Regions from separate parts of the Homo sapiens genome. Here region 1 is linked to region 2. The links are chromatin loops, found by intact Hi-C in ENCODE. Cell type or tissue: B cell. All regions are shown on one strand. Each heading gives the region's core, and the rest is flanking DNA. Links, peaks and the distances in the headings are about the cores only. Region 1 holds the start of MBP-AS1 (MBP antisense RNA 1). Region 2 overlaps MBP (myelin basic protein).

Region 1 (5,487 bases), core at 247-5,246, 80 kb after region 2:
ATCTCCATGAACGGCTTGTGTTCTCGCACAGCCCCATTGCGTAGATGAGGAAACTGAAGCTCAGAGAGGTTCCTGCCCTTGCCCAAGGCCACACAGCCGGATGAGCTAGAAAGGTGCTAGGGGACTGGGAGGTGGGGGAGCTGAGACGCTGTCCCGCTGCTGCCAGGATGCGGCCGCCCCCCGTGCCAGCCAGGCCTGCCTCCTCCCTCTGTCCGGCTCAGCAGCCCCGGCCTCCTGTTGCTCCCAGTCCGAGCTATGGCCAAGGGAGACTGATTCCTGCTCACCCTGGGAGAGAGCTCAGGATTTTGTCTCAAAACCTTATAAAAGATACGAGGCTCGACATTTTACTAAGGCCGAGGACTCTTGATCTCCCAGACAGATCCTAGAACCACAGGGCACATGTGACCAGAATCCAATCTGTGCAAATCAATCAGCAAAAGGAGCCCCCAGCAAAGGCGCAGGCCGGGGCCTCCGGGGACCGGCACCTACACAGCGCACAGCCCCCCAGGGTCCGAGTCCTCCAAACCCGTGTAGGCAGGAGCCTCCTTACCTTGATTTGCTTGATGTTTGCTAATCTTCTCTTGAACACCCCACAGCGTGAAGGTAAGCAACTGTTCCCTAAACGACTTAGATCCTTAAAATATGTGTGGTTGGGCCGCATATCTCATGAGAGAGCCTCCGCCCAAACCAGAGCCCTCCTCTCTCTGCGGCCAACACCCTGGTAGACCTGGGGGAGCAGCCTCTCCCGCCCCCACCCCCTCAGCGTGGTGCTGGCCCGTGGCTCCTGAACCACTCACCAGTCCAGTCCGGGGCCTGGGCCCTTCCCCGGGGCCCTGGTGGCAGCTCCCAGTGGCTCAAGCAGCGTGCCCAGCACCGCGGGTGGAGGTTGAGCTCCGTGGTCTTCTCTTGCAGGGGGCCGAAGGCCAGAGACCAGGATTTGGCTACGGAGGCAGAGCGTCCGACTATAAATCGGCTCACAAGGGATTCAAGGGAGTCGATGCCCAGGGCACGCTTTCCAAAATTTTTAAGCTGGTAAGGTACCCTCTGCTCAGCTCCACTGAGCGGGGACTAAGGGCTCCCAGAATCCCCAACTAAGCTGAGTACAAGGGTGGCTGCCGCCTCTGGCTCAGCCGCACTGTACCCTGGACGTGCTCTGTCCCAGCAGGCGTGCAGGGGCTCAGGTGGCATTGCCCACCCGCATTTACGCGTGGATTTCCTCCGAGATGCATGTGAAGCCGGAGGTGCTTGAGGAAGGGCTGCGCCTGGGCTGGTTCAGGGGCCCTGGAGCAGGCGACTGACCTTGACTCTGGGGCAGGGCCCAGCTGGAGTCCAACTTGCTCATGCCCAGGGGTTGGGGCCCTCAGGGAGCTAAAGCAGGAGTCAAGCAGACGTGGGTGTCGGGGGGAGATCCCTGGAGCCACGGGAGGGAATGCCCAGGAGACCTCCAGGGAGTGGGGAGTGTCCCGTCGGCTCATGAGGACCTGGAACCAGACCCAGGACGAATGCCAGGCCCGCTGTTTATAAGCTCTGTCTCTGAGACTTGGTTTTCTCATCTGTAAAATGGAGGTAACCCGCCCACTCAGCTCACAAAATCGCTGTGAAAGTAAAAGGTAGTGACAAACACAAAACGCGGCTGGCAGGTGCGCGGCTCGGATTCCTTAGATAAGCAGTCACCTTTATTATTGTTAAACGTCACCCAGAAAACCCTTAACTCTTAGACAGCGGCTCTCATTAAGCAAAAGGGGAGGCACATGAAGCTCCAGGCAGGGCCGGGAGGGAACCGTGAAGCCAAAGGCTCTGGGAGCCCCCAGGCACCTGCGTTTGCATTTTCATCCTGGAGGAGACCAGGCTTCTGGGGCTGCTCCCCGGGGTGCAGAGAGGAGGGGTCTTTCTTGGTGTGTAACATACTCATTGATTCAGTCACCTGACCTTTGACTCCATGTATTTTGTTGAGTCTGGATGTGTGGTGTGCTCTGCCCAGCAGCGGGGATCCACATGAGCACAGACATGGTCCCCCCGCGTCCTTGGTGAGTGCAGAACCTCTGCCGTGAGCCTCGATTCTGGGAGGTTCTGGGAGGTTCTGTGGACAACAGGCAATTCAGGGCACAGCCCCTGCTCTTAAGGATAGCCGGTCTTAGGAGAAGCTTTTAATATGTGAAGTGAGCAGGGAGTAACTGAGCTGCTAAGTAAGCAGCTTTATGTCAGATGAAGTGGTAGGCAGGATCCACTCCTCAACGTAAATTCTGAGTTAAGAAAAAAATTCTCCAAATATTCAAGTCTCAGGGCCATCATGCTGTACATTGCCGCAGTTCTGGGATGTGGCCACAAGAGGGCGGAGATGAGGCTCCCCGGGGAGCAGTGTCTGAACCCAGCACTGCAGTCAGGACGGCCCCGCCCCACCTGGCCAGCACGTCACCTGCCTCTGAATCGCCTGGGATGCACGCCCAGACCCCTATCTGCGCTCCGCCACAGCCTCACTGAGTCAGAATGTCCAAGGGCGAACTAGGTGTTGCTAGTTGTGATGATTTTGCAGACACCGTGCTCACCTGGGAAACACGGATTCATCCCATCTGGAAAACTAATTACTCCACTACCAGCTTAAGGACTGTTAGACACACCGGGAGAGCTGAGTGCTGGCTCAGAGTTGATGGGAGGGCCCAGATGAGTGAGGGGCCCCATTTAGCAAATATTGTCCTTGCAATATATGCAAGGCTTACAACCAGTCACTCAAAGATGCTTGCAAGGCCAGAGCTTACCAAGACCACCCTGAGGAACAGAAAGCTGCATTTAGATCTGCACATTTACTGTGTGCAAATATAACCAGTGTACTATACACATGTGTTTCCTGAAATAAGTTCAGTATTTTCCCTGAACTTTTTTGTAAGAAGCTTTTAAAAATTATTTAATTTCTGTAGAGTTCAAGGGAAGCTTCTATGTATCAAAGCAAATTTCAAATCATATGGTTGTAATTAAATTTTACTGCATAAAAAGTTCATAACTGGCCTACTATGGCCATATGGCTGAATTAGTTGACTTGGAGCACTTCCAATAGATTAATAAATCAGCTCCCCCAGAAATGAGGGGGTCTAGAGGCAGGCAGATGGAGAGGACAGGGACTTCATAGCATTTAACATCATTTTACCATCTTTCCTTCCTGTTCTTTTTGGTGCTGTTGGAAATCAGTAGTGAGAGGAAAACACTCAAATCTGGAAGTCTAGCGCTGTCGGTAGGAACTGGGTAGAAAAAACTATGCATGTCCCCCCATCACTCGGAAACTACATCAGAACATCATAGGAGCATCCTGTTTCCATGTGCATTAGTTTCCACGAACATACATGTGAATGTTTTCCCACCTGTAGTGTTGCTGTGGAGTTGTGAGATGTCAAAGTGGAGGCAAGAGTATCTGCCTTTTGCAGTAGGCTCTGTTCTTTTCCTGTCCTGAGAGAGGAGGTCAGTCTAACCCTCACCTTGTGAGTTCAGCCTTATACTGACCTGAGCCCAGGGTGGATCAGATGCTGAGATCATGTGACTCCAAGTTGCAAGACACGTAATAGAGAGAAGCGTGACTGTTGCATCCATGCAGGCTCTAATCCTGGCTCCTTCGGGCTGGCTGAGCTTTGGCTCCTGAGCTATAAAGAGAGGATGATAGGAACACCTACTCCAGGAGGTGCTGTGAGCACAAAAGAGAAAACGGGGAAAAACGGGTTTCCTGCATGGTCAGTGCTCAACAAATTGTAGTTTCAATGATAAAAAGTAAAACCAATACACCCACCATTTTCAATGTCAAAAGGGGGCATCAAGAAAGTTAAGATTGTACCTCGGTAGGTTACCTTGCCAGAGGCTGCAGGGAACTTACTCCATTTCAGCACAGAAGCACTTTGTTTCATAGGACAGTGGTTCTACCACTTTCCAGGAAGTCCAAAGGCTGATCTCTTGGAAATGCAGCAAAAGGTGAGGTGAGTGCCAACTTCTGGGCTACTCCAGAGGGCAGCTCCAATGCCAGAGATGTTCAAGTTAAGCCAGGATCAAACAGGAAAAACCCACGCTCCCGAGGGAGAGGCTGGCCCTCGAGGGGCAGGGCCCTGCACCTGTCAGTCCCCAGGCCGGCAGGAGGCCTCCACGGTATGTGAGAAAGCTGCCTGTCTTGGGAGGGAAATCTCACTAGATGGTTCCTGAAGCGGCTTCGCAGGCTAGCATTTCATAAACGTTTTCACTTGTGAAAACAAAAATCCCTTGAGTGAGTTGTGTAAGCACAACATAGAGGCTTGTTTATAATGCTACGTATGTACTTGGAAAACCCCCCAAGAAGTCAGAACTGTCACCTTGGTCTGTTAGCTGCGTTACTTGGAAGGATTCTTGGCGTCTGCGCTCTGGTTATTTGTGTTACTGGGCAGTGTGGAAGACGTAGAATTAGATGAGGACAGTGTTGGTTCGTTGCTGATCGGCCACGGTAAAGAGCATATTTCTTTTCTATCTTGCTTTCTGGGGGCTCTTCGCCAAAATTGATCATTTCATAAAAGAGGGGAAACCCAAGGAGAGAGACTAAACTTTGAATAAAAATTTGAATGCAAAAAAAGTGCAGTTCTGCTTCGTCGATCTAAGTGACATTCTGAGTGACCAACGCATTCCTCTTTCTAGAGGGATGGCCACGCCTGGCTACCTCCACACCGTGGGCCACAGCACACCTGTGCACCATCTCAATTAGCTGCCAACTCTCTTTTAAACATCGAAATTATTTGTCCCCCAAACGTGTAAATGCATGGTTTTAAGACCCCTTCAAGTCAAAGTTTGCAGACAAAGCTCTCTGTGCATTTGATTTGTCTGGTGTGGCAGATGAGATGGCACATAGGAGGGACGTCCCCAGGGATGGACACGTGGCTTTGCTCTTTGCTGGCGCGTGTAGCAAGGGGTGTGCTAGGGTCCCGCCGAAAAAGAAGTTGCTCCTGTTGTCGCTGGCAGTTCCCCTCGGCTGCCCTGGCACCTCTAGCTGACGAGAAAAAGTGCTCATTCAAAGCAAAGCAATGGAGCGGCTGCACTTTCACCCACAGAAGTGCAGCGTTGTTTTGCAGAGCAGTGGTTATGCCAGGCACCACTCCCTGGGGCCTGGGAATCCGATTCCAGTTCTCTCTCACAGAACTGGAAATTCAATTAGCATTTGCTGAGGGAGGTCGGGAGAAATGGAATGAAAAGACCAGCTCTCCGGGGTGCCATTTCTATTAGCAGATGAGAGAGACACCCAATGGCTCAGCATCCACCCGGGACCACAGAAGAGGGGATGCTGGTGTGGGAGGACCCTGCGGCACTCTCGTCCTAACTCCTCTCTCTTCCTTTTCAGGGAGGAAGAGATAGTCGCTCTGGATCACCCATGGCTAGACGCTGAAAACCCACCTGGTTCCGGAATCCTGTCCTCAGCTTCTTAATATAACTGCCTTAAAACTTTAATCCCACTTGCCCCTGTTACCTAATTAGAGCAGATGACCCCTCCCC
Region 2 (5,218 bases), core at 1-5,000:
TTTCTTTATAAATTATCCAGTCTCAGGTATTCAGTTATAGCAATAGAAAATGAACCAAGATATAATCTTAGCATTCATCTTTGTTTCTGCTTCCCCTATGAGTGACTGACCATGTTCTCATTTGAGGTTTACATTAATGAGGTTGGATCCACTCGTCCCATCATGACACTGAGGCTCAGTGACTTGCCCAAGACCACAGGGCTATGCAGGTCCTCAAAGCAGTTCTATTCTGCTGTGCACAGCTCTTTGATTTTCTTCATCTATTCCTAAAGCAAAGAGGAAAAGGGGTGGAATGAAATGTGCTCAGATCCTGAGAACTCACTATAGGTCGAAGGAAAAAGGAGTGATTTTGTGGCTACTAAAATACGCATCCCTTTCCCCAAGATCAGGCCACCCTGTAGGTTACAGACAACATTCAAGGCAAACAGGCTTCCTGGCCACATTCCCTAGCATGATCTTTGCTTATTTATGGAAAGGCCTTTCTTTATATTTCAGCTGTTAGACAAGATAATTTATGCCGATTTTTTTTGTTCGTGATTAACTTGCTCTTTTTCAAAAGTCCTTTCTTTTCTACAATTCCATCCTTCTTGAGCAAACACACATAAAACAGATTTAGTGCTACCGACTGTTTCAATATCTTAAGCGTCCATGAAAATCAACATAACTCAAAGGCCCAGAGACTGAAAGCAATGAGGACTCCTTTACTAGAAAGGAGATAGGCAAGTGCAAAAGGGACTCAGTGCTCTGCTGATTTCTGCATACTTTATTATGCTCTTTATAGGAATTTTCTTGGAGGCATGTCTGAGCATAACTCACCGCCTTCAGGTACTGGGGTTTCCATCCTCAGTGGCAGAGGAAGAAGAGGAAGGAGTTGAAGGCAGCCGCGTCCATGACTAGGAGCAGCAGCGTGCACTCTGGAGAACACTTAGGGTTTCGTAGAATAGACAATCTATGAGTTTGAATGGGATGTCCCAGCCTTGATGGTTTTAAGAATAAATCTGCCTATAAAACTCTAGAATAAAAATTCATTTAGATGATCTCTTTACTCATACATTTCAGCTACATATATAAAGACGTAATAGAAAAGCACGAAGACAAATGTCCAAATTTAGGTTTTACACATAAATAAAAGTGAGTTCTAGAATGATTTTGGCTAAGCCTACTGTTTTTTTAAGCAAACATCATCTTTATCATTATTCCCCTAGCTAATTGCTTTTGAGATTATTCGTAACGATGGCAGCGGTTCTGTTACCATCAAATACACACATACACACACACACACACACACACACACATATGTATAGGTATATATACAGCATGGATACAATATAACATAAAAAGGTCTTCTATACTTAGCCCTTTCCTTACGCTATCAAGATGATATCATTCCTGAAGCCCTTCCAAACGCAGCCCTCCTTAATCTTTTCCAAGAGATACTGAGTTTAGAGAGTTATTACCTAGGATTGAATGTGAAAACTACTGGAAATGATGGAAATGCAGAATATTTCCATCATTTCACAAACGTGGGTTGTGTTTTGATAGGAAGAGCAATACTTCTGCCTGTTGTGTTTACTGAGGTGTTCCCAGGTCCTTGGACACCGGAGCAAGGCTCGCATATCTGCCGAATGAACTTAGCTCCCACATTCCAAGCCTTTCTGCCCGTGAGTGTGCCGAGGAAGCAGTTCTCAAGAGTCACCTTCAGGCCTTTGCAGCTGATGCCTGATTCAGGTTGAGTCAAAACCAAGGGGGAAGTGGGAGGAGCTTGTGGTCCAGGCATCCTCATTTCATCCACCCTAGGGGAGGCTGGCCCAGGAGGCCTCTGCACGCATTATTTAGCAGCAACAATCCCAAGTGATGCCGACCTGGAAGGGCCTGTTGAACTGTGGGGCTTTTGCTATTGACCTTAATAATTTCCCATGCCTGACCCTTTCCTGGGGCACACAGAACTCTACTCTAAAGGCGCAGAGTGCTGAAGGAAAAGAAACTAAAATAATCTTGGCTATTAGTCTTGGCTGTATAACCTTGGAGGCATATATGCAATTTCTTTTAAAATTGTAATGTATAAAGTGACTCTAAATGAGAGCAGCAGCTCCCACCTACTTTAGGAAAAGGTCTTTCCTTGACATGATAGTAAATCCCATCAGTACGTTGGGAAACCATTCCTGATGTCCCGTGAGCACAAGTCACCGTGATCGTGTGATGGTCATCTCTAGGTTCTTGGCAGCCGTTTCATCCACGCATCAGAAGAATGAGCGAGGAATGTGAGAAATGGGCAGAAAGCCATCATCCTTAGCTAACCACTCTGCAGGACACGCATACCTAAGATCTCTGTGAACGTCGAAAGGCAATAGTGTTGTATTTCAGCTGATAAGAGAGTCCCCGAGTTAAGACTGATTGGCGCATTGAGAAGTTTGTGCCAGGTGCTGACTCTGGCACAGGTGCTATTGCTATGGTTCACACATTGAGTGCTCAAAACCACAAACAGACAACTAAAACCACGCAGCCTTCCTCCTCGTCTCTGTGAAGGCCAAAGCCAGTCATTCTCTTAGCAATCCACTTTGAAGTTTTATTTGCCCTTCATGTTCTGGTAAAAATCTCACCAAAGGATTGTTTTCAATCTAAGTAAATAACTCGTTAGAGCACACTTTCAAATATCTTCTGTGATTTGTTTTTTTTTTTTCGACAGCTTTCTGGTTATGCTTAAGACTGTTTTGCCTAGTTACAAAAGGAGGAAGAAAACACTCTAAGGCACGACAACCTAGAGAACTGGGCGTTGTCCAAGCTTTGGGGAAGCAGGCCATTTTTCAGTAGACCAGTTGCTGCTAAGCGTTTTCTGACCCACACACCCACAGGTAGTGCACACACTGTCCTCCTCCTTAGAAACCAGGCGGGAAGGAAGGCAGGAGTCAGTCTCCACCTCTTCTCCCGCCAGAGTTGACTAATCGTGGGGCTAAACTAAAGGCAGGCAATTCAGTTGAGGTGAGCGAAGTCTTAGGTCTCCCTAAATTATACTAAGGGAGGAGAGGAGTGGCCAAAAGAGGGCACTACTGCCCCGGTGACTGACTGTGGTTCCTCTCAGCCAGGACAGGCATCTCAAAGACAGGGCTGGAGGGATGTGGACTCCGTGTCATGTGTAAGCTAGTTCACTCCACATGTGCCACAGAGGATGGATGTCCTACCGTGAAAACGTCACCAGCCCGCGTCTGTGTTCACTGCGTCCACTTCACAGGGCCAAGTCCTGTGTGCACAGCATGTAAGGGCAAACCCCCATGAAGAGTCATGAGGAAAACATTCACAACTTCATTGCTCAGACAATGGAGATAGAAATATCTGTGTTTAATGTTTATTTAAAAAGTATTCATCCCAGAAACATTTAAGTACATATATTGGTGTGTGCGTGTTTTCACTCTTCTTTATTTTATAAAGCTTGAGTTAGCTGACAGTAGGAAAAAACACCAGGAAACAGTAAAATGTAAATAAAATTGAGAAGTCTAGATGAAGTGAAGGAAGACCACAAACACATCAACCATGTGACAATGGCTGCAGGGAGCCGCCCGTTTCACTCTGAGCTGCCCAGCTGCCCAAGTGGAAGGGGACCCCGGCCAGCCTGAAGTCTCTCATTTTACACAGCAGGTGGTAGAGCCCTACCACCTTTTAGCTGTGTGCTTTTAGCAATGAACTCCTCTGTTTGTGTCTTGGTTTCCCCATACGTAAGTAGGGGTAATCATAAAATGACCTGTGAGTAAGAAACAACACATGTGCACGTGTGGGACTCTCCCATCTCCTCACAGTACTCAGTAAACATTGGCTAGTATTTTCAGAGAGAAGACTGCAGACATTTTTTGAAGCATACAGAGCTTTGTTTAACAAATACTAAGAATTTTTCCTGCTTAAATTTTTATCACAGACAAAGAGTCACATGGTAGTCAACGACCTCAAGGTATTTTTATAGCACATGTGGAGATTAGTTTTGTATAGTTATTTATTGTAATAGAATTCAGTAAGGGCCAGTGGTGCAACATGAATCTTCCGCATTGCAAGCCAAGAGCCTATGATCCCTGTGTCTAGCCATCAGAGGACCTGCTATGATCCACAGACAGAATTACAAGAACTTGGGGTCCCTTCCCAGAGCCAGGACTTTGATAGGCATTTCATAGCACAAAGTTCCAGGTCCCAGGCTCTGAGAAAGGCCCAGGAGGAGTTCTGAGCGGCTGGTTGCTGAGGCACTGCGTGCCTGTGTTCCATTGAGGGTCAGCGGCAGCCTCAAGAGAAGACAGACTCCACCTGGGAAACAGGCAGGTGTGACCATTGGCTCTGCCATCAACTCTCAATGCAACTGGGGGTGCGACTTCATCTCTCTGTGCCTGTTTCCTCCTCCAGAAAACAGGGTTTCCTATTGACCCTCAAGAATTGTTGCAAGGGCCCATTGAGAGAACAATTTGGCCGGGTATGATGGCTCATGCCTATAATCCCAGCACTTTGGGAGGCTGAGGCAGGTGGATCACCTGAGGCCAGGAGTTCGAGACCAGCCTGACCAACACGGGGAAACCACATCTCTACCAAAAAATACAAAATTAGCTGGATGTAGTAGTGCACACCTGTAATCCTGGCTACTTGGAAGGCTGAGGCAGAATTCCTTGAACCCAGGAGGCAGAGGTTGCAGTGAGCTGAGATCACACCACTGCACTCCAGCCTGGGCAACAAGAGCAAAACTCCGCCTCATAAAAAAAAAAAAAAAAAAAAGGAGAGAGAGAGAAAACAGTTATACTCCATTACAGGATGCTTTAACATCTCTACTGCTTGAAGCCACGTTCATACAGTGAATAATGAGTGCTGCCGTTCATTAGCATTTTTCATGTGCCTCTGAGGACCTGGGTCACATCTGCCATAAACACTCATTCATCATTGGTACTAGGATGTCCTGCCTATGTGCTTTCTCCATTCATTTATTAAATCATTTTTGAGCACCTCCAATGTGCCGTGCCATATACTGGAGGTGGAAGAGAGAGGGCAGGAGGTTAGAGAAAACAAAATAGAGAAATGGCGGGGCCAGCCATTCTGGGGACTTCACACCATTTGGGGGATGGTTTAACATAGAAGGACATGGAACGAGGGCCTCAGCCTCCCAAAGTGCTGGATTACAGGCATGAGCCACCACGCCCAGCCCATAATTTGCTATCTTATTGCCACAAAGAGTCTATTCCGTCTTGCCTGGAGG

The links. Peaks named below come from ENCODE experiments on the same cell type or tissue, not always from the same donor. Only the 100,000 strongest peaks of a DNase experiment are listed, where the experiment ranks them.
Region 1: it touches region 2 in a loop (3-fold over the local background); 8 of 110 quality-filtered maps call a loop at or near these places.

Annotation. Positions count from the first base shown.
Region 1 is chr18:76,980,320-76,985,806 of GRCh38, reverse strand. MBP (myelin basic protein) reads left to right here. Exons shown (of 9, transcript NM_001025101.2): 8 at 913-1,032; 9 at 5,336-5,487. The coding sequence ends at 5,380. It overlaps MBP-AS1 (MBP antisense RNA 1), which reads right to left and starts at 5,378. Exons shown (of 3, transcript XR_935667.3): 1 at 3,831-5,378; 2 at 3,493-3,629; 3 at 1,655-2,080. RefSeq lists enhancers at 2,176-2,265, 2,065-2,914, 4,440-4,499. In B cell, for the core only: CTCF peaks have their summits at 2,104, 2,309 (motif pointing right) and 4,093; DNase peaks (open chromatin) are centred at 2,356, 4,496 and 4,696; H3K4me3 peaks cover 1,504 bases; H3K27ac peaks cover 2,173 bases.
Region 2 is chr18:77,059,974-77,065,191 of GRCh38, reverse strand. All of the region lies in intron 3 of MBP (myelin basic protein), which reads left to right. Among named protein-coding and RNA genes, the nearest start is that of MBP, 70 kb to the left of the region's middle. RefSeq lists enhancers at 1-473, 1,889-1,978. In B cell, for the core only: no CTCF peak of the experiment used is centred there; DNase peaks (open chromatin) are centred at 1,751, 2,611, 2,741 and 3,651; H3K4me3 peaks cover 550 bases; H3K27ac peaks cover 5,000 bases.